7 separate regions of the Mus musculus genome follow, and regions 2, 3, 4, 5, 6 and 7 are each linked to region 1. A link is a loop called in an ENCODE intact Hi-C map of the cell type or tissue named here. Cell type or tissue: left cerebral cortex. All regions are shown on one strand.

Region 1 (4,000 bases):
CTGGATGCTAGGGGCCTGGCTAGGCATCATCTTTTTTTTTTTTGTCGTCTTTTTGTTTTCTCATCTCTTGTAACTGTGTAGCTGCCTCGAGGATCAAGTGCTGAGATTACTGACATGTGCCAAAAGTCTTTTTATTTCCTCTTTAAATGTGTGTGCCTGCAGTCCCTTCTGGAGCTGGACGCTGTGAGCTGTCTTGATGTGGGTGTTGGAAATCCTCAACTCTGCGCCTCCGGAGGAGCTGTGGATGCTCAACAGCCGAGCCATTTCTCTAGCCCTCTGCCTTCATTTTTACTATTAGGATTTATGATTGATTGTATTTTAAAGTTTATTTTTTGTGTAGTCCTGGCTGACCTGGAACTCACTCTGTAGACCCGGCTGGCCTTGAACTTAAGTCACCTGCCTGCCTCTGCCTGGAATTGAATGCTTGAGCCACCCCCGAGGACACATGTTCCTAACTTTCAACAGATTCTAAGTGATGTCTGTCTGTGACCAAAACAAAGAAGCCTGTTTAATACAAGCTAACCAGTCAAGAAATCCTAGTGGAATGGTAATTAACTACAGCAAGCGCCAAAATGTGTTGTCCTGCTTTGTGTATGCCTTTGGTAACCCTTGCCGCAACCAATGGCAGACAGAGTAACCAAACAAATTCCTGAGTGAGAAGGTTTCTGGGCATGCTCGGTGTGAGCCATAGGAGTTTTAGCATGGGAATTCTGAAGCCGCTCAATACAGTCTGTCCCTGAAGGTGCCTGCCTTACTTTGCGACTCACAGCAAGGACCCCCAGCCTTGGCACCTTCCAGACTGTAGTTACAGAAACACAGAATCACACTGCACAACCTCAGAGTAAGGTCCAAACCCTAAGCCCCTTAGTTCCTGCTGGAACTTGAGTTTTCGCTGTCTTTAAAACCAGGCTAACAAGCTAAACCTGCTCTATGACGAGAAAAATGAAGAAATCTGGCGCTCAACGCTTGGAAATTTGGCTTGTGGGCATCCTAAAATTCCAGTCCCGGCTCTGGGCGGCTGCACCACACCTACCTCCGAAGACAAGTTCCTCCAGGGATTCTGGCCCGCAGAAAGGGAAGGAAACGCCATGGCCAGATCCGGAGGGGATGGTCGAGCTCCAGGCTTTTCACGTAGCTGAGAGGTGGGACGAGTCTTGTCTTCGTCCCGCCCCCTTTTGAGTTCGCGGGCAAATGCGAGCAGTAAGTCGAAATTTTTCCACCCACGGACTCTCGGTGCTAACTAAGGTTTGCACAGCAGCCATGAGCTACATCAATCTGCCCACCGTGCTGCCCAGCTCCCCCAGCAAGACTCGGGGGCAGATTCAGGTGCGGGGTCTGGAGTGGGGTCGGGTGGTGGCTGGTGCGGGGTGTACAAGGGGGAGACCCCTTAAATGACTTCTCTTCTAGGTGATTCTCGGGCCCATGTTCTCAGGGAAAAGGTAATGAATGGGCCTTCGGGGCGGTGGGCCTCCCTCTCTCTCTGCAGCCTCTCTCTCTGCAGGCCCTGGCTCTCCTCTCCCCCCTCCCCCATCTTCCCAGGAGCCTCTGACTAGGCGGCAAACGCGCTCGACCTCTGTGTGTACATTCCCGCCCAAAATTCGATTTCCTGGATTGCTGCCATCCTCCTGCCCAAGCCTTTTCTCTTGGGGAACCCTATCTTTGCTGAGGCGGACCACATGGGGGTACAATTGAAGACCCCAGCCCACATTACCCAGGAGCCCACCGAACTCTCATGTGTCCCCTGGGAGTTAGGCACCTTCTCTGACAGTTTCCTCATTCATTCCCCATGCGAGCTCTCCTAAAGCCTTGGAGCCCAATTAACTCTGAGGTGAGGGTCTAAACTCTGGGAGTCCCACCCAGAATAACAAACACACACTACTTGGGTTTTCTTTGCTTTATCTTGGGGTTAGTTTTTGTTTTTTTTTTTTTAACTCAGCGTCTTTATTTGTGGCCCAACTCAGAGATCCGCTTGCCTCTGCTGGGGTGCATCACCATACCAGGCACCTCATTATTTCTGAATGGTCTGGTGTCACCTCAATTTGTCCCTTGCCCCGAGGGTGAGGGCCAAACTCATGATCTGGGATCCAGAAGCAAGCTCTCTGGTGATTCTGTCAAAGACTTTGAAGTTCATTCATGAAAATTGAATTTTGTTCAGAACAGCATGGGGTGAACGGCTGCAGTTCCGGCTGCCCGACGCTAGGTGGTAGTGGCAGCCCGCCTTTTGCTCGGGCCTCATGTGCTCTGGTTAATTCTTGCAGCACAGAGCTGATGAGAAGAGTCCGGCGCTTCCAGATCGCCCAGTACAAGTGCCTGGTCATCAAGTATGCCAAAGACACGCGCTATAGCAACAGCTTCTCCACACATGATCGGTCAGTCCTACCCCTGAGCCTGCCCTTCGGAAACCCCTAAGCCTCGGGGCACACTGCTGCTAGCCTCTAGTGGATATGAATAAGTGCTCAAAACTTACTTAGAATAACCTGTCCCCAAGTGTCCATTGTACCCACGGAGGCTGGGAGAACCTGGGTCCCACTTGGGTAGAGGCTGCAGCCCTCTTGACTCCAGAGATATTTCCCCCCCTCTTTAGTTGGCTCTCTGCCATTAGGTAGCCGTCATCATTCTGAATTGTCTATCTATCAGCCCTTCCACTGGACATTTCCCTCTGAGCCCAAGGGTAGGTAGGAGTTCAAGAAAGTAATTTGTGCCTCTCGGGGTTGCTGGAGCTGGGCCAAGGGTGAGCAGCCTGGGGTAGAGCAGGTTTCTGAAGCGGAGCAGGAAGTGGAGCCGAGAACTACCAGGACTTGGGAGTTGGCCTGGGGATTCAAGCCAGGCTTCCTGCCAGACTCTGTACTGAGGTCTTTACAACTGTCTTTGTAACCACGGTGCCAGCGCTCAGGACGGGATGTGCATCCAGGAGGACCGAAATCAGAGGAGGCAACAGTGCCTAGAGTGGTGGCCACAGCTGGCTTGTTGCCTGTCCTCTCTCTGGTCCCCTCTACCAGGGGAGGGAAGAGAGAATTTAAGATGCCCGAGTGTTGTGTTGTGTTCTTTAGTTGGTTTCTTTTATTTTTTTCTGAGACAGGGTTTCTCTGTGTCGCCCTGGCTGTCCTGGAACTCACTTTGTAGACCATGCTGGCCTTGAACTCAGAAATCCTCCTGCCTCTGCCTCCCAAGTGCTAGGATTAAAGGCGTGCACCACCATGCCCAGCTTTGGTTGGTTTCTTAGGGAGGTGTGTGTTTGCACACAGGTAACCATACACCCGCGTTCAGAGGACAGCCTCGGGTTATAAGATCTGTGTTCCACACTCATTGGCCATATCTTTTTTTTGTTTTGTTTTGTTTTGAGACAGGAACTCTCTACAGACCTCTGGTTGCCCTGGAATTCACTCTGTAGACCAGGTTGACCTTGAACTCACAGAGATCCAACTGTGCCTGCCAAACGCTGGGATCAATGACATGTCCCACCACACCTGGCTCAGTATGCTCTCAAAGCAAGCCCTTTACACATTCAGACATCTCCATCCTGTTTTTGATTTGTTTAGGGTTTTTGCATGTAGATCTGCACGCTACTTGCTTGTCTGGTACCCTGGGAGGTCAGAAAAGAGCATCCGATTCCCTGGAACAGGAATTATAGATAATTGTCAGCTGCCATGTGGTTCCTGGGGGTAGAACCTAGGTCCTCTGCAAGAATGACAAATGATCTCTCAACCCATTTACTGAGGCAGGTCTCAGGTAGCATAGGTGGGTTATAACTTGTAACCCTCCCTCCTCTTCCTCCTGGAATTACAGGCTAGCAATCCCACACCCAGCCCACAACTCCTTCAGATCTATGTAAATACAAGGATTCCGGATGTGGTTGGCCACACCCAGCTTCCCAGATTTTAAGATGGTGAGGTAGTAAGTAGGCCAGGAGGTGCTTTCCTTGGGAAGAATGCCACTATATGCTGCTTGTCTGTGGTTTGGGAAACGGCTTTCTGAGTTAGTTTCTGAAAGTGAGGCAGAA
Region 2 (4,000 bases), 110 kb after region 1:
CTTGGTCAGGTAGGAAAGTTAGGACTCTGTTGAATGCTTTTATTGGCACTCACACAAACAGCAAAGGAGTTTGTTCTTCACCACCACAGGTCTTTTAACTGAATGACAAACCACAAACTGGAGAAAGCAGTCCCTGGTGGTTTTGACCATGTGTGTCCCTTAATATTTACTGTGAGCACAGATTCCTTGCCTCTGGTTTTTGGGTCAAAGAGCATAGCTGTCGTTAGCTCTTGAGACCCTCCCTCTCTACCACATGTAAAATTGACTTCATATAAAAATCCAAGGGAGACATAATCAGCCACCAAACCCGGACACTATTGGATACGCCAGAAAGATTTTGCTGAAGGGACCCTGTTATAGCGGTCTCGTATGAGGCTATGCCAGTGCCTGGCAAATAAATACAGAAGTGGATGCTCACAGTCAGCTATAGGATGGAACACAGGGCCCCCAAGGGAGAAGCTAGAGAAAGCACCCAAGGAGCTGAAGGGGTCTGCAACCCTATAGGTGGAACAACAATATGAACTAACCAGTACTAGTCGGCCATCATTGGGAAGAGAGGCCCCTTGGTATTGCAAACTTTATATGCCCCAGTACAGGGGAATGCCAGGGCCAAGAAACAGGAGTGGGTGGGTAGGGGAACAGGGCGGAGGGAGGGTATAGGGAACTTTTGGGATAGCATTTGAAATGTATATAAAGAAAATAGCTAATAAAAAATAAATTAATTTTAAAAAATTCAAGGGAGAAAGTACTTTGTGTTCTAAATTCCTCCAACGGAGGGGCAGAATCTCTCCCATCTCATCTGTCCGCTGCTACAGCCCAGACAACCAGCAATGTGGAACACAGAAAAATTTGCTGTAAACGATAATGTCTCTAAAAGAATAATCTGCCGTCGTGTTTCCGTACAAGAGACGACATGTCAAGGTTGAGAGTATGAGGAGACAATGAGGGGTAGTGTAGGGAAGGTGTGCCTGCCTGGAGTGTCTGGCAGCATGGTAGGTAGGCAGCACCATGGTCATGGCTTTGCTCAGTGCAGCACTGCAGCTCAGAGCTGCCTGTCACTCTGGCTGGGAGAAGCAGCTGCTCCAGGCTCAGGGTCTGTTTCTCTCCTGCTTTAGGGAGAGGAAATAGCTGCAGCCCTGTGGAAAAGATGGCCCTTGGCAACCAGGCTCTGACTGTAACAGGTCCTTTAAGCTTTCATGATCTAACCATAGCTGATACTAAATTCTCTCAATTCTCAAAAACAGTTTACTTCAGGACCCAGTGACAATTCAAACCAGAGCCACCTCTCCCCATCCCTTCTATTTTTTTGAAAGCTAGCCAAAATAATAATGGCATATTTCCTATTGGCTGAATGCAAAAAATCTGGTATTTCCCCTTTGTTTTACATTCCTCCTTGCCTTCCTCTACACAACCCCTCAACACCTGCAGACCAGCAACGTAATATTCTATGCAAGGTCTATATGTAAACTGGCATAAGTCCACCTTCTTAATTATTTTCCTGCTTCAATCCAAAAAGGGTGTAAGAAGCACATACTAGTCGGAGCTTCTGTTTATAGATGTACAAAGTAGACACAAATACAATACATTTAGGCAGAAGAAAAAACTGTTTAAAAATTTTTAAAAAAAATTTGGGCTGGTGAGATGGCTCAGTGGTTAAGAGCACTGACTGCTCTTCTGAAGGTCCTGAGTTCAAATCCCAGCAACCACATGGTGGCTCACAACCATCTGTAATGAAATCTGATGCCCTCTTCTGGAGTGTCTGAAGACAGCTACAGTGTACTTACATATAATAAATAAATAAATCTTAAAAAAAAAAAAAAAAAAAGAAACAAATTCTAGCTGGGTGGTGCTGCTGCACACCTTTAATCCCAGCATTTGGGAGGCAGGGGTAGGTGGATCTCTGAGTTTGAGTTCAGCCTGGTCTGTAGAGTGAGTTCCAGGACAGCCAGGGCTACACAAAGATACCCTGATAAAAAGAAAGAAAAGAAAGGAGGGAAGGAGAGAAAATAGAAAATAAGAAGTCAAGAGCTTCAAGCTGGCGTTTCCCTGAACCCTTGCGAAGCCACGGTCTGTAGAGAAGACAACGTGACAGAGAAGGCTTCTTCAGAAATGAGCACACTGTGTGAGCTCCTCTGTGTATGCACAGATATATCCATGTCATCAGGGCAGGGTAGGTTTTCCTCCACTTGGTTAAACAAGCTCTTCTCCCATTAACTTCCTGTTGGGATCTTCTGTGAGAAAGCCCAGGTCTCACTCACCAGCAGCACACCTGTACAATGAACATCTAGACTGTGGCTGCAAAGACCATTCCACCTCTCACCACACCTTCGAAGGAGCAGAGGCCCGCACAGAACCCACCCTGTCCAGGTAAAGGCTTGTAGCCCATGTCTTCCGTTTAGTAAGCCTACCTTTTCTATACCCATGGCTCTGGCTTAGGCTGCCAGGAGGTCTCCCCTCAGTTGCTTCCTGGGCATTTTAGGCTTCTGTCACTTGTCATTGGGCACACTTATTTGAGAGCCCAGTTTCCATGAGGTAAATTACCCACACAGTTATATATAAATTGCAGGCATAGAATTAACTATTGTAAGTTTGATGCTTGAAAATAGACCTTTGAATTGGTAGATCATTATCAAAGTCTGTTTCTGCTTTAAACTGACTACGTTTCATTGCCATCTCATGTTATTAAACATTACAAATATCCAGGGATGATAATAATAATTATTACTTTTGAGACTGGTTCTATTATTAAGCCCTGACTGGAACTTGTTATATAGAAGCAGGCTGGTCTTGAACTCACAGAGATACACCTGTCTCTAACTCTAACACAGTGCTGGAATTAAAAGCATGCACTGGCATTCCTGCCTAGAACTTACTTTTAATACACAAGTATCGGGTCATCCTACAACATGGACTATGTTGACATCAAAAAGGAAAGGGACTGCATTCTGAAGAGCAGACCTCTCCTTTCAGATGAAGATGCAGGGCTAGAGGTGGCAGAAGCAGTAGAGACTTCCACCCCACCTAGTCAGTCACACACAGCAAGCTTGGACATTCCCCAAGCTCTCACCTCAGCTGAGAGGTGAGACTCTGAGATACCCAGCAGACAGACACATTACAGATCCAAAAGGAGTGATAGGGGACAGACACAGGAATCTCCAAATACAGGCAGTGGAGGGCAGCCCTTCACACGGACCTCTAGGGAAAACTAAGTACTGTCACCTCTGAGGCCACACAGATAACACGTGTTGACCAGACATAGCTGTGGTAGAAAGAAAATTGAATTTGCACATTAGGACTATGTCGGTGTCTGAGGGGGCTGCTGGGTCAGCGAGGTGATAGTAACACTCAGCAGGCAACACTGCCAGACACTGGAGGGAGAAGAGAAGGTAAAATGAAGCTGTCTGGGAGCTGAGAGCAACTTCTCATTTATACTCATTATATAGACTGATTGAATTTTCAGACTTTTTTTTTTTATCCATAAGAGTTATACTCTATACAACTCGTGTGTGCGTGTTCGTGTTCTATGGTGACCATGCAAGTATCTAGATAAGCTTCCTGCCCAGTCTGTGTTTATGTGTGAATCTATATATCTATAGATTTTTCAAGACAAGGTCCCACTATGGTGCAAAGGCTAGCCTCAAACTCTAGGTAAGACACAAAAATTCCTCTCATTTCAGTCTGAGTAGTGGGTAATAGAGGCACATGGAAAGAAAGCCTCAGGATTGATGGGACAGCGTAATGGCCACGCACCTGCCTAGCAATTACAAGGTCCCGGTCCTATCCCTAACACCAAACAAGTCCCAATCTTCATGGTCCTTACCTTGTTGGAGCTTGCTGGGATGTTGCTGTGCCCCAGCTCCAGGGAGGGGAGGAGGGCTGGCCCCTGCAGGTCCAGCAGCCTGTGCTGAGTTCAAACTGGTCAGACCCCCTGTGGGCAATGGCTGGCCTCTCTTTAACAGCTGCTTCTGTTCTTGCTGGCGAAAGCGTGGAGGCACCTCCC
Region 3 (4,000 bases), 120 kb after region 1:
CGTGTGGCTGTGGAATGTACACCCTCCTGTCCTATGTACTATCAACTAACTAACTAACTAACTAACTAGACAAAAGGACAAGTTCAGGGCTATTTGTTGTTGTTGTTGCTAAGCCTGGTATAGAAAAAGTAATTCCTATTAAGTAAGCTGATGCTGTGAGTCCGCTGCTTTCCTTGCCATCTAAGTCCCCAAAGTCTAAGACATATGAATACAGAATATTCAGTTCCTTGTCCCATGTTGCTTGTCTGGCATATTAGGCGTGTGTGATATCCCTGAAACCTCCCTTTTTCCTCGATAACTGCTCCAGGAGAGAGTAAAGACTGGCAGAAACTCAGAAAATTGCTTCTCACAATTTTAAAGGATGGGAGGGAGAAAACAAATGGCAGAGACCAGTTATGGGCTCCTAACTCTGTAACAGTCACCATCCAGTCCTTTACAGGAGAAGTTTGCTGTTTACTGGCACAGAACAGAAACTATTTGTATTCTTAGACTACTGGACACACAAGTCCCCTAGGAAAAGACAGCAGCCCTGTATCCTCAGGTCTTCTGCACATACTCCCTCAAAGAATGCAGATGATTTTGAACAAATATGAATCCCATCCCCAACCACGTTCTTTGCTGTGAAGATCTTGTTCATCGTCACAGAATGAAAAGGGGAGGTGATATTTTTAACAGAGGAAGGCACGTGCTCAGAGAGCATCAGCCCCTCCTCTCCATCCCAGCAGAGAGCTCCAAGTACAAGAGAGCCACACTCAGCAGGATGGTCAGGAGCAGCTGCCTACCCCTTACTCTCTGGGTCCTTCACACCAACGGGCTCCAAATTTTTGTTCTCAGTCATGCTCTGGGCTATTCAAGAGTGGCACCCATATAGCCTTGTCTTGGAAACAAATAAACCCCAGTGCTGCCCAGTGCTGCCCTGAGTCCAGGCTTTATCTTCAGTTGTCAGCTGGGAAGGGCCACTTGGAAGTCATTTCCCTTCCAAATGAAGATATCCAAGAGTGGAGCAATAAGTCCCTGGGGATGAGCCAAGTGTTTCTTTCTGTAGACAGCAATGAAGCACAACCCATGATTTCTTACCCAACTGAATCAACAACTGGGAAAATAAAAATTGTAACCATGTGAGGCTACGGAGATGTGCTGTGAGTCTAAGACAGAGAGAGTCCCCTTGTGACCAGCCATCTCAGCCACTGGACAGTACAGGCAGCATGATAAGGAGTTCAAAGTAATCTCAGCTACACAGCAAGTTTAAGGCTAGCCCAAACTACACGAGACCACGTCTCAAACAAAACAAAACATGGAGCTCAGGCTGGCTTTACACACCTGGGCTCAAGTGATCCTCTGCTTCAACCACCTGTATAGCTATAGGCACATGTCATCATTGTGAGCTAAATGCAATTTCTTCTCTCCTCCCTCTCCCTCTCCCTCTGCCTCTCTCCCCCCCCCCTCTCTCCCCCCCCCCTTGTCTTCTCTCCCTCCTGAGGATCACATCCAGGGTCTCCTCACACGCGCTAAACCTACACACTCTATCACTGAGGTACGCACTCAGCCCTTTGCATTGCATGATGTTTCTGCTGGACAGGACTTTTCCAGGAAATGGAAGTGTGCTCTCCAACAAGAAAAGTTTGAACAAGTTTCTCAGAAATATATTACATTTAAGAATTTATTTTCTTGGGCTGGAGAGATGGCTCAGTGGTTAAGAGTACTGACTGCTATTCCAAAGGTCCTGAGTTCAAATCCTAGCAACCACATAGTGGCTCACAACCATCTGTCATGAGATCTGATGCCCTCTTCTGGAGTGTCTGAAGACAGCTACAGTGTACTCACATATAATAAATAAATAAATCTTAAAAAAAATAAGATTTTGTTTTCTTGGGGCTAGATAGATAGGTAGCTCAGGGGTTAAGAGCACTGGCTATTCTTCCAGAGGACCAGGGTTCAGTTCTCAGCTACCCAAATGGAGAAACATAACTTATTATATATCACAGTAACAGAGATTGGGAAGCCTGGAGAGTAGCATGAACACGCTCAGTTTTTGGTCTACATGTTTCTTTTCACAGCCTGCTTCCAGCTGCCAGAACTGCGAACACTTTGAGCTGGTCCTTTAGGACTCCGAGAAAGGAGATGGCTGGACAAGCAAGCAGTGAGGTAGCCAGCCAACAACCCTGAGCAGGGGGAGCTGCGAGATATAGTGTGCTGAGAAAACTTCTGATTAAGCCAGTATTTTTTGGTTTTCTGTTTTCAGATCTAAATTTCTGATTCTATTCCTGTCCAAAGACATAGGGTATCAAGACCACTCTGCCATCCTCTTCTTCAGACAAATGCATCTAGGGCCACATTTCAAAGGAACAGTTAACCTTTTTAAAAAGCTTTCAGCAAGCTAAAAGTCTTAGTTTCACTGCCTAATAGGCATTTCATGTTTTTCTTAAGTGAGGGCGACACCTGCTGGCAAAAGATAGATACATTATTTAAGAAAGAGACAATCCCTGAAAACTCTATTCTAACAAGTCATTTTCTGTTTTCTGTTTTCTGTTAAGGACTTCAGCAGCATGGTCCCATCTGGCCCAGCTCGCCAAGTCCTCCATAGACCAGGCTCCAGAAGATCAGATGTCAGCTGGTAAATATTTCTGACCTTTCGGTCTCAGCATCTCTAAAGAGCCACGGAACAAGAACTGTGCCTCAGGTCCTGGGCCATTCAGCCAGCCAGCCACAGCCGTGACCGTGCTCTCCTTATGCTCCCGGCCTTCTCCAGGCCGTGCTATTGGACCCCTGTGTGTTGAATCTGACTTTCAGCCTTGCTTCCGGTTTCCTGGCATTGCTGGCATCAGAGACAGGATGCCACCTGCTGCCTACCCGTGCCTTCCCATGCTCTGCTGCTAAAGAGTTCTCAGTGTAGTGTGCATGGTCAGACTGCCATCACTGCTTAAGATACAAACCACCTCTCTGGTGCCTTTCTTTGCCTCATGGTCTTCTGAAGAAGAAGGTGCCCTTCGTTCAACAACTGCACAATTGATTTATCTAGGTGTTGGCTGTAGGGAGATGGCAGCAAGGGGCCATCTGTGTGATCTAGTGGGCCTGAGAACTGACGTTTGCAAGGATACTCTGCACCACATGCAGCGCGCCAGCTACTCCGAAAGGTATTCAAATTAAATTAAGTGCTACTTTCAATATTGTGCCCTAGATAACATTAATGTTAACTGTACAGTTATATTTATAGTGGCTACTAACAATAAGAATAATAAGGTTGAAAGCTGTGTTGTATCAAGCTGAGTGAGCCATACAGCATTAATGACCACAGGTCTTTTGAACTCATCCATGTCGATTTCTACCACAGCAACACACTGGGCAGACGACCGAGGATGCACAAAGCTTGCCAGTGCTCCCCTCATCCTGTTCCAAGTCTGTTACCCTCAAGTGCGTACACTCTGGGACATACAGGGCTTCCTCCACCTCAGAAAGAGCCTTGAGTAGACTTGGATCTCAGGTGTTCTAGGATACAAATGTGCTGAATACAACTTCCACAGGGCTGCATGCAATATTTTTAATAAATTAGTAAATTGTGAAAAAGAGCTAAAATTTTGGTCTACTTCCCAGCAAATGTAGAATGTTCAAACTGCCAGAAGAGAGAGCCCATGTCAAATCACTGAACCAGTGAGAGAAGCTGGGGAGAAGGAAGGGGGCCACTCCCTGTAGCCCTGACCACACACTCTCCTCTGCCACTCGTCAGGTGCTACACTAATCTTCTGTTTTGTTCTGGAAAATGTCCTACCACCCACCCTTAAGCCCAGCAAAGCTTGTTCTCTCTGTGGGGGTCTAACTTCTCTCCTGTCTCTTATCCAGGCTTATGAAATTCTAGTCACCTTTCAGATCTCAGTCCAGCACTACCCTCAGATCCCTTCCGTAACTTCTTCCCTCATCCAACCAAGTCACTCTTTGCCCAGCAGTCACTGCAGTTATTAAAGATGTGTGGAGTGGATAGTTGTGATCTACATCCATCCTCCAT
Region 4 (4,000 bases), 580 kb after region 1:
CAGTAAGTGCAGGGGCTGGAGGTGTTGGGTCAGTACCAGAGGTGACACACACAGGCTGGGTCCACTGCAGAAGAGTCCAGCACATGTTTGTTCTCTGTCAGAAAGCCCCCAGCCTGAGCCTCCCTGCTTGTGTCTGAGAAGTACAAGATGATGGAGAAGGCTAGGTCAGTGCCTTTAGGATCCCCTCTGTGGTGATTTGAACAGAATGGCCCCAAATGGTACACATTTGAATGTTCAGTCCCCCATGGTGAACTGCAAAGGATTAGGAGTGTGGCCTTGTTGGAAGAGGTGTGTCGCTGCAGGTGGGTTATGAGGTTGGCTTCCTCTCTGCCTCCTGCTTAGTGGGTAAGGTGTAAGATCTCAGATACGGCTCCAACACGTGGTCCCTGCATGATGGCCATGGTCCCACCCTCTGAAATTGTAAGCAAGGCCCCAATAAACAATAAACTATAAGTTGCCTTGGTCAGGGTGTCTCTTAACAGCAACAGAAAAGTAAGTGAGACAGAAGGGCCAGTGCCTTTGGGATCCCCCTCCCTCCAGGTCTGGGAGCAGATCCCAGGACCCTGGGCACACAGGGAAGAGCAGCAATGCTCTGGGCCAGTCCTGGGCGGCTGAAACCTGCCCTAAAGAAGGTGCCACTCCAGACCTGTTGAGAGAAGGGAGGTTGGGCCACACCACGCAGCAGCTACACAACACCCCAGGTCTGAAGGCTAAGCCCCAAATCTGCGGCTGCTGGCACGGCAAGTCGCCTCTCCTGGTCCAGCCAATGACTATGACACCAGGGCCACTCAGAAGAGGAACTAAACTGTTGTGGATTGATGAGGCAGGTTGAGCCTATGAGCTGCCTACCAGCTCACAGCAGGGAGGAGGTCGCTGTGACCCAAGCAGGAGCAGAGCATTGCCTCCACTGGAAGGGCCAGCTCCTGGACAAGTCCAGCCAAGGGCAGATCTGGACCTGGCAGCATCTGGCCAGGTCCAGTAGCCAAAGAGAGACAGGGTGGCCTCAAGCAGGTGGGAACCCAAAGGGCCTCTCCATGAGCAGGCTGGGCGTGGGCGAGGCACCTCTCCTCTAAGGTCCAGTGCCTTCCTTTGAGGATGCTGTAACCCTGGGGCTGGGCTCCGACACCTCCAGTGGTTCTCACAGTGGGATCTTCACAGTTGCCTCTCACCACCTGCAGTGTCTGTTTGCATCTTTAACAGCTCCCTGCCTCTTTGGACTGGGCTTCTTTAACCCTTTATAGCTATTCTTTATATAGGCATGCATATACAGAATTGTGTGGTTTGAGCATAGGTAGTGATTAAAATTCAAATAATAATAATTACAGAGAAAGACTGGAGATGGCTCAGCAGGCAAAGTGCTTGCCAAGCAAGCATGAGACCCAGTACACCCAGTGGTGCCATGTGGTAGTCCCACCTGTAATCCAACCATGCAGGAGGCAGAGACAAGGAATCCCAGCACCAACAGTGAGCTCTGTGTTCAGCCCCAGACACTGTCTCAGTGCAGTCGAGAGAAGATAACATCAACATCAGGCCTCCACATGTGTGTGTGTATGCATTTACTCCCGCACCCACACCTACAAACACACATGTGTGCACACTCCTGTACCCACATCTACAAACACACATGCATGGCTAATTCTAAGCAGGCTGGGTAAAGGCTTACCTTTATACTGAATCCCTATTAGAACCCATTAAACAGCCACTAAGTAACAACATCAAGAGGTGTACTTAAGCAAGTAGGAGGGCTGGAGAGATGGCTCAGCAGGTAAGAGCACTGACTGCTTTTCCAGAGGTCCTGAGTTCAATTCCCAGCAAACACATGGTGGCTCACAAGTATCTGTAACAGGATCTGATGCCCTCTTCTGGTGTGTCTGAAGATAGCTACAGTGTATTTATATAAATAAAGTAAATAAAGTTTAAAGTAGGAATATGTATTTGTATAGAGTTTGATCCTTAGAACCCAGGTAAAACATGGTGTCATGGTGTTATAAGTCTGTCACCCTTGCCTAGCAGCAAGCACCTTTACCTGCTGAGCCATCTTTTTTTTTTTTTTTTTTTTTTTTTTTTGGTTCTTCGAGACAGGGTTTCTCTGTATAGTCCTGGCTGTCCTGGAACTCACTTTGTAGACCAGGCTGGCCTCGAACTCGGAAATCCGCCTGCCTCTGCCTCCCGAGTGCTGGGATTAAAGGTGTTCACCATCACGCCCGGCACCTGTTGAGCCATTTTATCTGCCCCTTTTGTGTGTGGAAGATATCAGGTGTCCTCCTCAGTGGCTCTCCACTGAGTCTGGAGTTCACTTGATGAGACTGGTCAGAAAGCCAAGGGAATCCTCCTGCCTCTGGCCCTGCCTCTGACTCCTCAGCTAAGAGATTAAAGTCTGGGCCACCTCATCTGGCTGTAAATTAATGAATTAAGGTTTTCAAGACAGGGTGTCTTAGGGTTTCATTGCTGTGAAGAGACACCATGAACAAGGCCACTCTTACAAAAGAAAACATTTCATCGGGGCTGGTTTACAGTTTCAGAGGTTTAGTCCATTATCATCATGGCGGGAAGCATGACAATGTGCAGGCCGACATGGCGCTGGAGGAGCAGAGAGTTGAGCAGGCAGCAAGGAGAAGCTGCGCTCCACACTGAGCAGAGCTTAATCCTAAGAGATCTTAAAGCCCACCCCCACAGTGACACACTTCTTTCATCAAGGCCACACCTACTCTAACAAGGCCACATCCCTTAACTGTGTCAGTCTCCATGGGCTAAGTGTACAAATACATGCGTCTGTGGGGGCCACACCTATTCAAACCACCACACAGGGCTTCTCTGGCTGTTCCAGAACCCACTATGTACACCAGGCTGGCCTCGAACTCAGAGATCCACCCGCCTCTGCCTCTTGATTGCTGGGATTAAAGGTGTGAGGCGTCATCGCCCGGCACAGTTAAATATCATAGACAGAATGCTATTCTGGCTTCTTCTTAACCTTCTTTAATGTTGTCTTTGGTTATCCTTTTTTTTCCCCCTTGAGACAGGCTAGCTTCAAACTCTCAATCTTCCTACCTCAGTTCCCGAGAGGGATTCCATACACCTGGCTCGATAAATTTTATCTTGAAAAGTAGCCCAGGCTGGCTCAGAACTCAGATCCACCTGTCTCTGCTTCTGAGTGCTGGGAGTAAAGGTGTCTACCAGCAGGCTCAGTTCTACCTACGGCACTTCGCAGGGTACCGCCTCACCGCCGACCCTGACCACCCCTGTTTGGACTTTCCTCCTCCAGCTCGGCAATCTAGTTGAGAATTGTCGCTCCATATCGTCTTAGAGAAACAAAGAATGACCTTATTTTTTCTCTTTTTCCATTTCCTTGATTTCTGCCTTTATCATCATTACTTCCTTCCTCCTACTGACTTGGTGGCTTAGTCAGGGCCTGGCCAGGAAACAGATATGATATCAGCGATCTTAACTGCAACTTATATAAAGGCCGTGGTGTGTGTGTGTGTGTGCGTGTTGCCCATTTGTTTTATTTTTGAGACCTAAATTTTTTATATTTATTCATTTTTGTTTCACACATGAGCACTTTGCCTCCATTAATATCTATACAGCATGTACGTGCATACTCAGTGCCTGTGAGGTCAGAAGTGGGCATCGGATCTCCTGGAACTGGATTTACCAATAATTGTGAGTCACCACATGTGTGCTAGGAACTGAGCCCAGGTCACCTTCAAGGGAAACCAGTGCACTTGACCACTGAGCCATCTCTCCAGCCCGAGACATGGTCTTCTATGAAGCCCAGGAAGACCTTGAACTTCCTGTGTATCCTACACTGGTCTCAAACTCTTGTTAATCTTTATGCCTCAGACTCCTGAGTGCTGGGGTCATAAGTGTGAGCTACCACAACTGTTGTGAAAATTCTCACCGATCAGCAAGTGTTACTAAACACCGACAGGGTTTATTGATCCCGGAGGATGACTAAAGCTGTCACTGTCACACATGGTGGTCTCCATGACACAGCACAAGG
Region 5 (4,000 bases), 73 kb after region 1:
TACCCCTAGCCACATTGTAAATCTTATTTAAGAAAAAAATATTTTTTGAGACAGGTCTCATGTAACACAGGTTAGCCTCCAACTTGTAAGTAGCCAAGGACGACCTTGAACTCCTAGTCTTCCTGCCTGTACCTCATAACTGCTGGGGATTAGAGATCATTCCCCAATCACCTGAAGCTGGGAATCTTTATGCACTGGTAAGCTGCCCACCATTAAGTTTTTCTGGGGACACAGTATGTGTCTTCCTGGTTAGTGGTTGTGTTTGCTGGTACCTCCATGTCCCCTTTGCTGCAGTGGTGCCCTTACTATGCAAAACAAAGTGGGCACTGATTTATACAGAGAAAATCAACAATGCAAAGGGACCAGATGTCATATGGAGAATTTCTTGCTAAATTATTCATGAGGGGAATTTTCCTTTTAGATTACTTTGTATGAAAAGAAAACTATATACTTTATTACATTTCATTGATTCCTTTCTGGTTCTGGATACAGAACTCAGGACCTCACACATGTGAACCTAGTGCCCTACCACTGAACGGAGGCCGCTAAGGCCAGGTTAGTGGCCTGTCTTTGAGCCATATTCTAGCCCACTGCAGGCCAATATGATCATTAGCATGTTTGTTTCTTTCTCCTTCCTATCTGATACTTTCTGTGACTTACATTTTTTAAAGGTGATTCTTTTTAGTACTTTTTTTTGACATTAAGAAAAATTTTTAAAAATTCCCAATTATATATTTGTGTATGGCATGTGGGTGGGCATGTACTACATGTGAGTGTAGGCACCCATAGAGGCCATGGATCTTCGGTCAGAAGCAGGTGTAAACCACCCAGTATGGCTGTTAGAACTCAACTCAGGTCTTCTGCAAGAGTAGTACCTGCTCTTACCTGCTGAGCCATCTCTCTAGGGTTTAGTTGGCTCTTTTTGTTGGCAGAAAAAAGGAATTAACTAAAGAACACTGGGCTCTTTGGTATTCTGGGGCATTTTTAATGATTATGAGTTTGGAGCTAAGATCTGATGGTTAGCTCGAAGGTGCTGTGCAATGGCAGACTCCTTTTCTGTTTTGGGAATTGCACTCATAGAAATGCACAGAAAGAAAAGTGATATTTTAGGCTAGCTACCCCGTCAATAAGTGAAGTGCTGCCTTCTGTGGGTGGGCATTTGGCACGAGCATACGTACCATGCTTGCTAGGATTCTGGTCCAGGGGAGAAGCAGCACTAGACAAGTTACCCATGGAGTTGGGATGTGTCCACTGAGGCAGGCGTGACTGGGACTGCGACGGGTCCTTCACAGACAAGCCACTGCTCATGTCTATGCTGTTGACATTCATGTTCGGGTTCAATCCAGCTAAAAGCACAGACACCGTTAGCATCTGCTCTTCCATCAAAGCCTCTGCTCTGAAAGACCTCTTGGAGACTTAGCGTCCAGCCTCAGGCACAGGCACACACTTCCATGGTAAACCCATCAGCTACACCTAGAGCTTTCTGGAGACAAGGCCTCACTATGTAGCCTCAGTTAACCTAAAACTCAAGGAGTTCTGCCTGCCTCTGAATCCTGAGTGTTGAAGTTACAGCAATGTACCACGCTGCTAGACTTTGGCTTTGCTTTATATTTTGAGACAAGGTCTCAGTATGTCAACCCTACCTGTCCTGGAATTCACTATGTAGTTCAGTAAATTTGGTGTGGGATGCTGGCTAAGACTACAAACTGCTCAGGACATTCAAATTGCTAAGTTCATATGAGAAAGACAGTTATATTTTACACAACTTTGAACTCAAATATACTTATTCCTAAGATCACAAAATACAAGCAAGCTGGACATTGTGGAAAGTTTGGGAGGAATAGCTTCATTATTGCAAATCGTTTTACTGTGTTAAGAGTTAAAATCTCTGGGCTGGAGAGATGGCTCTGTGGTTAAGAGCCCGGACTGCTCCTCTAGAGATCCTGAGTTCAATTCCCAGCAACCACATGGTGGCTCACAACCATCTGTAATGAGATCTGACTCCCTCTTCTGGTGTATCTGAAGACAGCTACAGTGTACTCACATATATAAAATAAATAAATCTTAAAAAAAAAAAAGTTAAAACCTCTCCTTTATATTTAGACAAAGAGGGGAAATGTTGCAGGATATTTTATCATCCTGTGGATCCCAAGATTGTGTTATTAAATGGAACAACCTGTTATTAGCTATAGTGTGGCTCAGCCTCAGCACACACCTTTAATCTAAGAGCTTTCTGCTTGAATTCTGCAAGCAGGATTCAATAAAATCAGCCAGCATCTGACTCCTGAGAATTCGCCCACTGGTAACACTAAGTAACTGAGATTTTGTTCACAAACACCACCACCCTCCGACAGTGAGTCCCATTCCATAATCAAAGTTATGGCAGAGGGAGCCCTACCACTCAAGTAGAGTCAAACATTTTAGTTCTAAATTTTAGAGCAGGAGCTGAACACTCCAATATTCATGGGGGTATATGAGTGAGCAATGCAGACAAGGGCAAATGAAACAGGTTCTGCCCTGCCAAAACCAGGCACTACTGGGCTGAGTAAGCACTGCCACGTGGGAAGCAGGCTCTCTGTACCCAGCTGCTGTTGTTTCTCCTTTCTGTTTTGTTTTTGAGACGTCTCTCCATGTGCCTGTCCCAGAACACGTTGCATAGATTGGGCTGGAACTCATCACCCTGGAACCCACAGAGTTCTGCCTGCCTCTCCCTCCGAGTACGGGGATTACAGATGTGTGCCATGGCACTGGGCACGCAGCCTGCTAATGCTCAACATTTCAGGTGTTTACACACAGTCCCACACCTGCGAGCACAACGGCTGTGTAAATCTGCCCAGGGGTTGTCCCCTCAATAGCCTCTGCTTTCCAACCTCTATTTCCTCATACAGATTCAACAGACAAGGCAGTGAAAACGGCTGGATGGACAACTCTGAGCACAACAGGGCTTCTCTCTGCTGTACCCTGTAAACTGGACTCTAAATTTTAATCTTATATATTTTTTACTTTTTTGTTTTGAGAGAGGGTCTTGGTACATGATCTGGTTGGTTTGGTATTTGCTATACAGCCCAGGCGAATCTTTTTATTTTTCGAGACAGGGTTTCTCTGTGTAGCCCTGGCTGTCCTGGAACTCACTCTGTAGATCAGGCTGGCCTCGAACTCAGAAATCCACCTGCCTCTGCCTCCCAAGTGCTGGGATTAAAGGGGTGTGCCACCACCGCCTGGCAACAGCCCAGGCTAATCTTGTACTGGCAGCAATCCTCCTGCATCTGCTCCTTAATGCTGAGATTACAGGTTTATCTTTTTAGCCTATCATGGTGGGGACAGCAAGCCTTTCATTCTGGAGAGCTTTTGTCTGTCTGCTTCCTTTTCAACAAGGTACCTGTGGCTGCCCAGAACTCACTCTGTAGACCAGGCTGGTCCTGAACTCACAGAGACCCACCCACCTCTGCCTCCCAGGTGCTGCGATTAAAGGCAAGCGCCACCACTACCTGGCTTCATGTAATTTTTAAAAGAACTCGGTGTGATGAATATTTCTATAAATACAGCAGAACTGAGGCAAAGAGCAACCACGCAAACTGTGTAAGTTAGCAGTGGGGAGAAGCTGGTCTCGAGGAGGTCTAAGTCCTAAGTTAGGTCTTGCCAAGGAACAACTTGTCCTTCTATCAGTCAAGGGACAATAACGGACAAGACAATAGTGAAGGGAGGGTCCAGATGGCCTTTGCCCTCCTGGAGGTGTGTATTTGATGCTACTTATTCATGTCCACAGATTCTGCCAGCTATCAGCACACAGTCCTGGAATGCTTTCTCCTAGTTCCTGGTGACATTTCTCCTTAGCTGGTACCATAAAGTTTCCAGCATCAAGCTTGTTCTGACAGAATAGGTTCTGTGTGCTGGGCAGTTACCACACACCTATACTATAGGACTGCAGGCCAGCCACAGATCTTACGGAGGGTCTGTATTACCAGTCTGAGTACCACTGGCCAGATGAGACAAATGCCTC
Region 6 (4,000 bases), 590 kb after region 1:
CATGAAAATGTGCTGGGCCACATTAGTCATCAGACAGATGCAAAATTAAAGCCAGAGTGAAATAGCACCCACACCCCCACCGCCAGAATGACTAACATTTAAGACTGACAGCAGCAGATGCCAGTGTGAACGCACACCACTGCACACTGCCGCTGGGACTGAAGCCGGATGGCTGCTGTGGGTGAAGATGTAGAAGTTTCTCCCGGAACTAAATAGACACCAAGGGTCTAGGTGCTCCCATGAGACAGATGAAGCAGCTCTCATGAAAGACCAGGATAAGATGTTCATCACGGAGGCCCAACCAGAGGAAACAGGAAAATGTCAAAGCCACAGAAGGGTCGGGCGGAGAGTAGGACCCAGCATGGAACACGCCATGGGGACCCACAGTACTGAGCGACTCTGCCAACATTCGAACTGGATAAAGGAACCCAGGGTGGGAAGTTCCCTGGAGGATACAAAGGCAGCAGCTGTATAGGAAGGGACAGGGGACTGTCCAGGTGATGTCAGTGTTCCATGTTGTGGCTGCAGTTGGAACACACGGTGCATTTACCTGTAAAAAATCACAGGATGGCATGCACAGCATCCAGGAGACACAGAAATGTGGAGAGAGAACCACAGTGGCTAACGATCCATGAGCAGAGGGAGGAGAGGTCATGAGTACTGGTACCTGCAACTTATTAAAACTGCCTCAGTCACCCGGCATGGTGGCACTTGTCTTTGACATCACCCTTTGGGAGATGGAGGTAGAAGGATTAGAAGTTCAAGGCCAACTTTAGCTACAGGAGATTGAGGGTTGCCTGGGCTACATGAGACTCCGTCTCAAAGACAAATTAATTAGTCAACCAAATATGTCTGAGGAGAGCCTGATTGCTGGTGGACAGATGCACACCTAACAAGGAACACTCACGGTAGGGTCCAGCAGGTGGGTGTGTGGGCAGGGTTTCACCGTCTGTCTTCTTGTTTGAAATGTTTTCAGAAAGTTAGAAAATTGGGGCCTGAGCTAGTAAAGAAGTTCTATTGCCTACTGAATGGGCACCTGGGTTCAATCCCAGTGCCATGTAAAAGCTAGGTATGGCTGAACATGCATGTGTATACAGCCACACACACACACACACACACACACACACACACACTCACACACACAAGTCATTTTTGAAAACCAAGGTAATAAACAATACCGGAAGACAACGTTGACCTCCACGCCCGCTCACTGACCACACACACACACACACACACACACACACACACACACACACACACAAGTGGGCTGGAAAAACTTGAGAGATTGAAACACTTCAAACAAAACCTAGGAAAATACAGTACAGAAAGAGTCAGGGGGCACCAGCCTCCTCCCCCGGGTGCCATAGGCTGGGATTGGAATTCAGTGGCTCCTTCTTATTATTTCCTGAGGGTCTCCTCTTGCCGCTTCCCTCCCCTTCAGCCTAATCAAGTTGTACTGGCAGCTCTGCAGCAGCATGCAGCCCTTCTGCAGAGCCAAGGAAAGCAATACCCAAGTACATGGGCTTTTAAGAGCTTGCACCGCCCCCTGCTGGACAAAAAGATCCCTGCAGCTGCCTCTCTATTTCCTGCAAGTAGAGAGTTAGCCCTTGCTGGGCCACCAACACCCTGCAAATAGACAGTGTTGATCAATAGGCTTTGCCTGTCTATAGAACACACCCACCACGTCCACAGTGACTATCCAGGTCCTTGAGGATGGTCCTTGCCCACCAACACAGGTCACAAACGCAGACCAAGGCTACCCTCTCCAGGCAGGACACCAATCCCCAACCCTTTCTCGCCACCTTGGGCTGGGACACCAGGCAGAACCCTGAATCTGTAAGGTATACCTTCTTCTTCTTCTTCTTCTTCTTCTTCTTCTTCTTCTTCTTCTTCTTCTTCTTCTTCTTCTTCTTCTTCTTCTTCTTCTTTTTGTTTGCATGAATGTCTGTGCATGGTGTGTGTCTGTCTGGTACCCTCAGAAGCCAGGAGGAATCATTAGAGTTACAGATGGTTGTGAGCTGCCATGTGGGTGCTGGGGATGAAAACTGGGTCCCCTGCAAGAGCCTTAACTGCTGAGCCATCTCTCAGGTCCTGGAGTACTCTCTTCATTATTGATAGCTATGTCCTGTGACATACACCACACATGTCAACACACACGTGGCTGGGAGCCCTGAACTGGAGAGACCGTCGCCTAGGACACCGGCTGGCCTTATCCAAGTCCAGACTGAGGGCTTCCCAGGATGAGCATGGGGCAAACAGAACAGAGTCAGAGGCCATTTCTTTCCCACCCATTTCCACAGCACCCCTCTCCACTCACACCCTCCTTGGCTCTAACGTCAGAGCCTTTGTTTTTGAGGTCCTCTCTGCCCATGGCTTTTGAACTGTTGGTTTTCTCTGGCTGTTCAAGCCCCCAAGTCAGTCCACCCCTCAGTTGTAGGAGCTTCTAATAACTCCCCATAAACACACACCACCGCAGCCTGGGGAGCTCGGTCAGCAATGTCTTGCAAACAGGATGACCCGAGTTCAAAATCTCAGAACCCTGGTAAAGAGCCTGGTATGGTGACGTGTGCAGTTTCAGCCCAGGTGGGTCCTCAGAGCTCGATGGCCACCTGGCCTACACAACAAGCTCCAGGCTGTTAAGCGACTCTGTCTCAAAACATGTGGTGGGTGGTGCCTGAAGAACAATAGCCAAGGCTGTCCACTGGCTTCTACATGTGCGCACACACACACATACAGACACCACATCTCCTGCTCAAACCCATGTGACAGGCAATGCTGAAGGAATCAAGTGGCCAGGTGGTGTGCTATTCTCCACTCTTCATTGTAAGCTTCAAACCCAGGCGGGTGCTGTGAGGGTAACAACTGTCCACGGAGCAGGAGAAAGTACCGACAGGATAGATCAAATAAGGATCTAATAACCAGCATATATAAAGAGCTCCCTCAACTCAATAACAAAGCAACTTGACTCAAAAATGGGCAGAGCCTGGTGTGAAGGCACACACCTGTAATCCCAGCACTTGATAGGCGGAGGCAGGACCATCAGGGGTTCAAGGCCACCTCAACTATTACTAGTCTTATAACCAGCCCAACACCAGCTACACAGGGAGAATGGTGTCCCCCACAAACGCCTACCACCCCAGACTCTTACTCTGGTACTCTCACACCCCATATCCCCATACCCCTACCACCCCATACGTCTATCCCCCCCCAACACAGAGAGCAGTGTCTGGGAGAAAAGGCTCTTGGGCAAGCTATATGGCTCAACTGGTAAAGGTGCTTGTCACTAAGCCTGATGACGTGAATTCTGTTTCTGCACCCAAATGATGGAAACAGAGAACAGATTTCTTCAAGTTGTCCTCTGACCTCCACACGTGTCAGGGCAAATGTACACAAACACAGATAGACTCTTTTTTTTTTTTTTCTTGAAAGGAAAAAAAAAAAAGGAAAGGCTTTTTGTGGATAGAATGTGGTGGCTTAAGTTGTGATCATCCCAGCTGCCCAGAGGCCTTAAATATCCTCATTTTTAGAAAGGCAGAGGGAGATCTGAGAGAAGCCGGTCACGAGACAGCAGAGGCAGAAGCCAAGAAAGCCGACGCTGCTGGAGCCACCAGGAGCTGGGAAAGCATTGGGCCAAGAGCTGCTTGGAGCTTCAGAAGGAGCTAGCCCTGCCCAGCTCGTTCTGCTTCTGATTTCTGACCTGCAGAGCTAAGCAAAGTCACAGCAATCCATCAGTCACAGCTGGAGCCCGCCAGAGGCTCTGCGGCCAGCCCAGAGGTGGGAGATGAGAGGACTGAATGGGGCAGTGAGCCTCCAGAGAGCCCCGGTTGTCTGCCTGCCCCGTGGCAGAGAAGACCTGGGACCCTGGTGTCTCACTACACAAACCAGACCCCAGCCAGGAGCATACATCCAATGCCAGGGCAGTTGGACCCTTGCAGAGAGCCATGTGTGGATTCCTTACTGGGCAGTGTCTCCCATGATCCCTGTCTGTGACTGCCCCATT
Region 7 (4,000 bases), 750 kb after region 1:
CCTATCCTGTCTCTCCTATAACCCCAGGGCGACAGGGTGTGGCCTCGGGGGTCCCTGGTCAGGGACAGCCCCTTCTCCACCCATCAGAGGCTTAGATCTCCACCGGGAGCCATGTGGAAAGTGCCTGGCAGTCTCCCTGAGTCCACCTGCCCAGAGCACAGGCACTCTGGCCGGACATGGCATATTTTCCCTTCCCATTCTCCCTGGGCCTCCCCGCCCCCCCTTTTTTTTGTCCCCACATGAAAGTGGTTTCCTTAGGTTTGTAAAGTAATAAAACAAAGAAGGACTTAAAACAAGGCATTTTAGGGCTGGCGAGATGGCTCAGTGGTTAAGAGCACCAACTGCTCTTCCGAAGGTCCCGAGTTCAAATCCCAGCAACCACATGGTGGCTTACAACCTTCCGTAACAAAATCTGATGCCCTCTTCTGGAGTATCTGAGGACAGCTACAGTGAACTTACATATAATAAATAAATAAATCTTTAAAAAAAAAAAAACAAAAAAAAACCAAGGCATTTTGTAAAAATCTATCAGTGGAGGGCTGGAGCATCGGCTCAGCATTAAGAGCACCGGCTGTTCTTCCAGAAGACCTGGGTTCAATTCCTGGCTCCAAATAGCAGCGGAGCAACATCTGCAAGTCCAGTCATGTGGGAGTACAGCGCCACCGTCTGGTCTCTCTGGGCACACGCCCGCAAAAGCATTCCTAGACATAAAAAATTAAAAAAAGAAAAATTTAAATACACTGATGGAGACAAGAAAGGCGGTTACAAGATGGTGGAGTCTCTCCTATAGGACTCGGGTGCATTTTTAGCTTTTAGATTGGCAGAAACTAAGTTAATAGATTCTAAAAGCTTTTTTCCCCTCTCACTCACAAAAACGTTAGTACGGACACAGAGATGGACCAGGGATGGCTACTTAAGAGGCACAGATGAGCCCATGATAAGGTAATTAGGGTCTTGGCCGGCAGGCAGTGTTGTGACTACTCTGTTGTTCCATACCACAGCAATTCCCATCAGCCTCTGCCGGAACATTTCCAGGAATCCTCATTTATAGTCTCATGTAGCCCAGGCTAGCCCGGAACTCTATATGTAGTTGAGGATAACTTTGGTTCCTGACCCTCCTGCCTCTGCCTCTCCAGTGCTTGGATTTCAGGTGTATTGCACGTTTGGCTGTCTTTTACTCTCGGTGGGAGTCTCTTCATCTGACAGTCTTGAAGTCACCCAGAGGCTTTGTGGGAGAAAGCCCTGGAGGTTTCCAGGCCCCCTCCCACCCCGCTTCTCTGTCCACACTTAGTGATTTAGTTTTGCTTGCTCCACATTCCTCAACTTCCGTTGTCTGGTTTTCATGCTGGAACAGCCCAGCTTGGTTTTACTCTATTTTATCAGCTTACATGATAATTTAAAATGTTTTAGGCTAGCAGGCAGTGGTGGCACACACCTTTAATCTCAGCACTTGGGAGGCAGAGGCAGGCAGATCTCTGTGAGTTTGAGGCCAGTTTGGGCTACAGAGTGAGTTTTATAACAGACAGGGCTACACTGAGAGACCCTGTGCTGGAAACTGAAAGAAAATAAAAAAACAATTAGAACAAGTCCAACAATAAAAACAGTGGCTTGCAGCAACCGTGGCATTAGGCTCTTTGTGACTGGAGTGAAACTCCGGTCATCCTGGAAAGAAAGCCTTCTGTGTCCCTTGGGCTAATAACACACCAGTGAGCTATCCTGAGGACATAGTTTTCCCTCACTGTGTTGACCAGACTGGCTGAAAACTCCTGGGCTGGAAAGAATCTCCTGCCTGAACCTCCCAAGTAGCTGGGGCTACAAGTTCCCTGTGGTGGCCACATGGGTCGGCTGAACTGTTTCTGCCACGTGGAGACAGAGAGGACCGGGTCCCAAGATGAGCAGAACCAGGCAGCCAGAAGCTGCGGAACAAGAGATGCATTCCATAGCCCCGAGCGCCCCCTGGTGGCGTCTCTGAGTAGTGCAACCCGCCGCATCGTGCTGTCGGTGAGGTCAGAAGCGGACCAGACCCCAGTCCTGGTCTGTGACTCACTAGACCATTAGGGAAATAAGCAAACAAACAAAAAACACAAAAAAACAGCCCACCACATCTCCCTGAAATGTGTTAAATAGTCAACGAGACTGTGTGAGAAAGATTAGTTGGTGGACTTTCCCAGCTTAGAAAGACGCAGAAAGCCGGGCATGGTGGCGCACACCTTTAGTCCCAGCACTCGGGAGGCAGAGGCAAGCAGATTTCTGAGTTCGAGGCCAGCCTGCTCTACAAAGTGAGTTCCAGGACAGCCAGGGCTATACAGAGAGACCTGTTTGCCTCGAAAAACAAAAACAAACAAACAAACAAAAAAGAAAAGAAAAGAAAAGAAAAGAAAAAAGAAAAGAGAGACGCAGAAACATTTCAAAAGCACAGGCTTCATTCAGTTCCTGGTACCCAATGGCAGCCCAGCATCATCTGTAAGTCCAGTCCCAGGGGATCCTGAGCCCTGTTCTGTTCTCTCTGTGCACATGGCATGAACATGGCACATAGACATACACACACACAAAAGCATTCATATACATAAAAAATTTTACAATGGAAAAAAAACTTTAAATACATTAGTGGAGACACAAGAGAGCCAGTTGCAACATGGGGGAGTCTCTCCTATAGGACTCAGGTGCTGTCTGATGACATTCTTAGCTTTTAGATTGGTGGAAGCTAGTGAATAGATTCTAAAATATGCTGACGGAGTCGATGGAAATTCCCAAGAAAAGAGATTTAACGTCCAGGGCCAAAGTTCTTAAGGGGAGCTTACATGTGAGCCATGTGTTAGGGTTCTCTAGAGCTCCAGACTGATAGAATGGATCCGTATATATAAAAAGGGCAGTTGACTATAGTGACTTACAGGCTGTGGACAGCTTGGCCAGCAATGCTGTGTCCTGAGGCAAAGGCCAAGGGTCTAACAGCTGTTCAGTCCAAGAGGCTGGAAGTCTCAGCTCGTCGCCAGTATACTTTGGAATCTTAAAGACCCAGGCTCTAACGCCAGGGAAGGGATGCCTCAGCGATAGGGTAGATGAATGTGCCAAAATGAGCAAGAGCAAGCAGGCAAAATGTGAAGGCATCCATGCCATTTTATGTAGGTTGCCATCAGCAGGCATGTCCAGTGGCTTGGATTTTAGATGTGGTGAAATTGGACAGGAAAGAGGTGTCCCATCTAGGTGAGCCCAGAAGCAGTGATCGGGCTGTAGAGTTTACACTGGCGTTTGAGGGATTTCCGCTGGCTGTGTGTCTTGTGCACAAGGCTCTTTTCTAAGCACTGCAGAAATGGGTTTCTATTTCCAGAAGGGGTGAGGTTGCAGGTGTCAGTGTCTCTGCTGCAGATGCAGAGTGCGTGGAGGGGTCTGCAGAGGGCTCTGCAGCTGTCTGCAGTAGGGCGGGTAGCTTTGGGGTGTTTCTGTAGAATGTCAGTGCCGTGTGATGAGGAATGTCTGTGCTTGTGCTGGGGACCTCACAGAGGGCATGACCCAGGGCCTCATACACTCAGCCACTGTCCTTGAATCCTCACCGCCTGTGTAGGAGTTTGTTGTACCTTGTGACTGTGGCTCCTTAAACTTGGTTTTTATTCAATTATTTTTTTTAGGCACTGGGCTGGAACCTGGAGCCTTTTGTATTTGAAGCAAGCATCCCCCCCCCCACCCCCTCCGCATCCTCCACACACATACCTGCCACATTCCCAAGATGGAGGTTCTTTGTATAGACCTGGCTGGCCTGGAGCTCACTCTGTACACCAGGCTGGCTCCTGGACCTTTTACTCATGTGTAAAAATTTTAAAGTAGGCAGATGAGATGGCTCAGCAGGTAAAGGTGCTTGCTGCCAAGACTACTGACTGACTTTCGATCCCCAGGGACCCTCAAGCTGTGTTGTGAGTGCATAAACATTCTCTCTTTAAGTAAGTAACACATCTCCATCTTACTTTTTGAGATGGGGTCTCTCACGATTCACCTGGACTGGCCA

Evidence for each region. A loop is a pair of places that touch in the nucleus more often than their neighbours do. Peaks named below come from ENCODE experiments on the same cell type or tissue, not always from the same donor. Only the 100,000 strongest peaks of a DNase experiment are listed, where the experiment ranks them.
Region 2: a loop joins it to region 1, with 9 times the contacts of the local background. A loop is called at or near these places in 29 of 42 quality-filtered maps.
Region 3: a loop joins it to region 1, with 9 times the contacts of the local background. A loop is called at or near these places in 28 of 42 quality-filtered maps.
Region 4: it touches region 1 in a loop (3-fold over the local background); 7 of 42 quality-filtered maps call a loop at or near these places.
Region 5: a loop joins it to region 1, with 2.3 times the contacts of the local background. A loop is called at or near these places in 3 of 42 quality-filtered maps.
Region 6: it touches region 1 in a loop (4-fold over the local background); 7 of 42 quality-filtered maps call a loop at or near these places.
Region 7: it touches region 1 in a loop (5-fold over the local background); 2 of 42 quality-filtered maps call a loop at or near these places.

Annotation. Positions count from the first base shown.
Region 1 is chr11:117,823,040-117,827,039 of GRCm38, reverse strand. Tk1 (thymidine kinase 1) reads left to right here and starts at 1,026. Exons shown (of 7, transcript NM_009387.2): 1 at 1,026-1,326; 2 at 1,408-1,439; 3 at 2,259-2,369. The coding sequence starts at 1,261. It overlaps Afmid (arylformamidase), which reads right to left and starts at 1,121. Exons shown (of 11, transcript NM_027827.3): 1 at 1,034-1,121. The coding sequence starts at 1,090. In left cerebral cortex, a CTCF peak has its summit at 2,179; DNase peaks (open chromatin) are centred at 1,159, 2,219, 2,835, 3,950 and 1 more place; H3K4me3 peaks cover 426 bases.
Region 2 is chr11:117,714,273-117,718,272 of GRCm38, reverse strand. Tnrc6c (trinucleotide repeat containing 6C) reads right to left here. Exons shown (of 22, transcript NM_198022.2): 4 at 3,821-4,000. Among named protein-coding and RNA genes, the nearest start is that of Tnrc6c, 62 kb to the right of the region's middle. In left cerebral cortex, CTCF peaks have their summits at 1,567 and 1,767 (motif pointing left); no DNase peak of the experiment used is centred here.
Region 3 is chr11:117,707,983-117,711,982 of GRCm38, reverse strand. All of the region lies in intron 3 of Tnrc6c (trinucleotide repeat containing 6C), which reads right to left. Among named protein-coding and RNA genes, the nearest start is that of Tnrc6c, 56 kb to the right of the region's middle. In left cerebral cortex, a CTCF peak has its summit at 2,436 (motif pointing left); a DNase peak (open chromatin) is centred at 2,439.
Region 4 is chr11:117,242,381-117,246,380 of GRCm38, reverse strand. It overlaps a transcript of Septin9 not described here. Among named protein-coding and RNA genes, the nearest start is that of Gm39478, 22 kb to the left of the region's middle. In left cerebral cortex, a CTCF peak has its summit at 1,878 (motif pointing left); no DNase peak of the experiment used is centred here.
Region 5 is chr11:117,750,323-117,754,322 of GRCm38, reverse strand. It overlaps Tnrc6c (trinucleotide repeat containing 6C), which reads right to left. Exons shown (of 22, transcript NM_198022.2): 16 at 1,179-1,346. Among named protein-coding and RNA genes, the nearest start is that of Tmc6, 28 kb to the left of the region's middle. In left cerebral cortex, a CTCF peak has its summit at 2,007 (motif pointing left); DNase peaks (open chromatin) are centred at 1,146 and 2,487; H3K27ac peaks cover 1,548 bases.
Region 6 is chr11:117,235,895-117,239,894 of GRCm38, reverse strand. It overlaps a transcript of Septin9 not described here. Among named protein-coding and RNA genes, the nearest start is that of Gm39478, 28 kb to the left of the region's middle. In left cerebral cortex, a CTCF peak has its summit at 1,554 (motif pointing left); DNase peaks (open chromatin) are centred at 104, 1,546 and 3,597; H3K27ac peaks cover 451 bases.
Region 7 is chr11:117,070,276-117,074,275 of GRCm38, reverse strand. No RefSeq gene overlaps it. Among named protein-coding and RNA genes, the nearest start is that of Snhg20, 4.5 kb to the left of the region's middle. In left cerebral cortex, CTCF peaks have their summits at 672 (motif pointing left) and 1,977 (motif pointing left); a DNase peak (open chromatin) is centred at 1,941.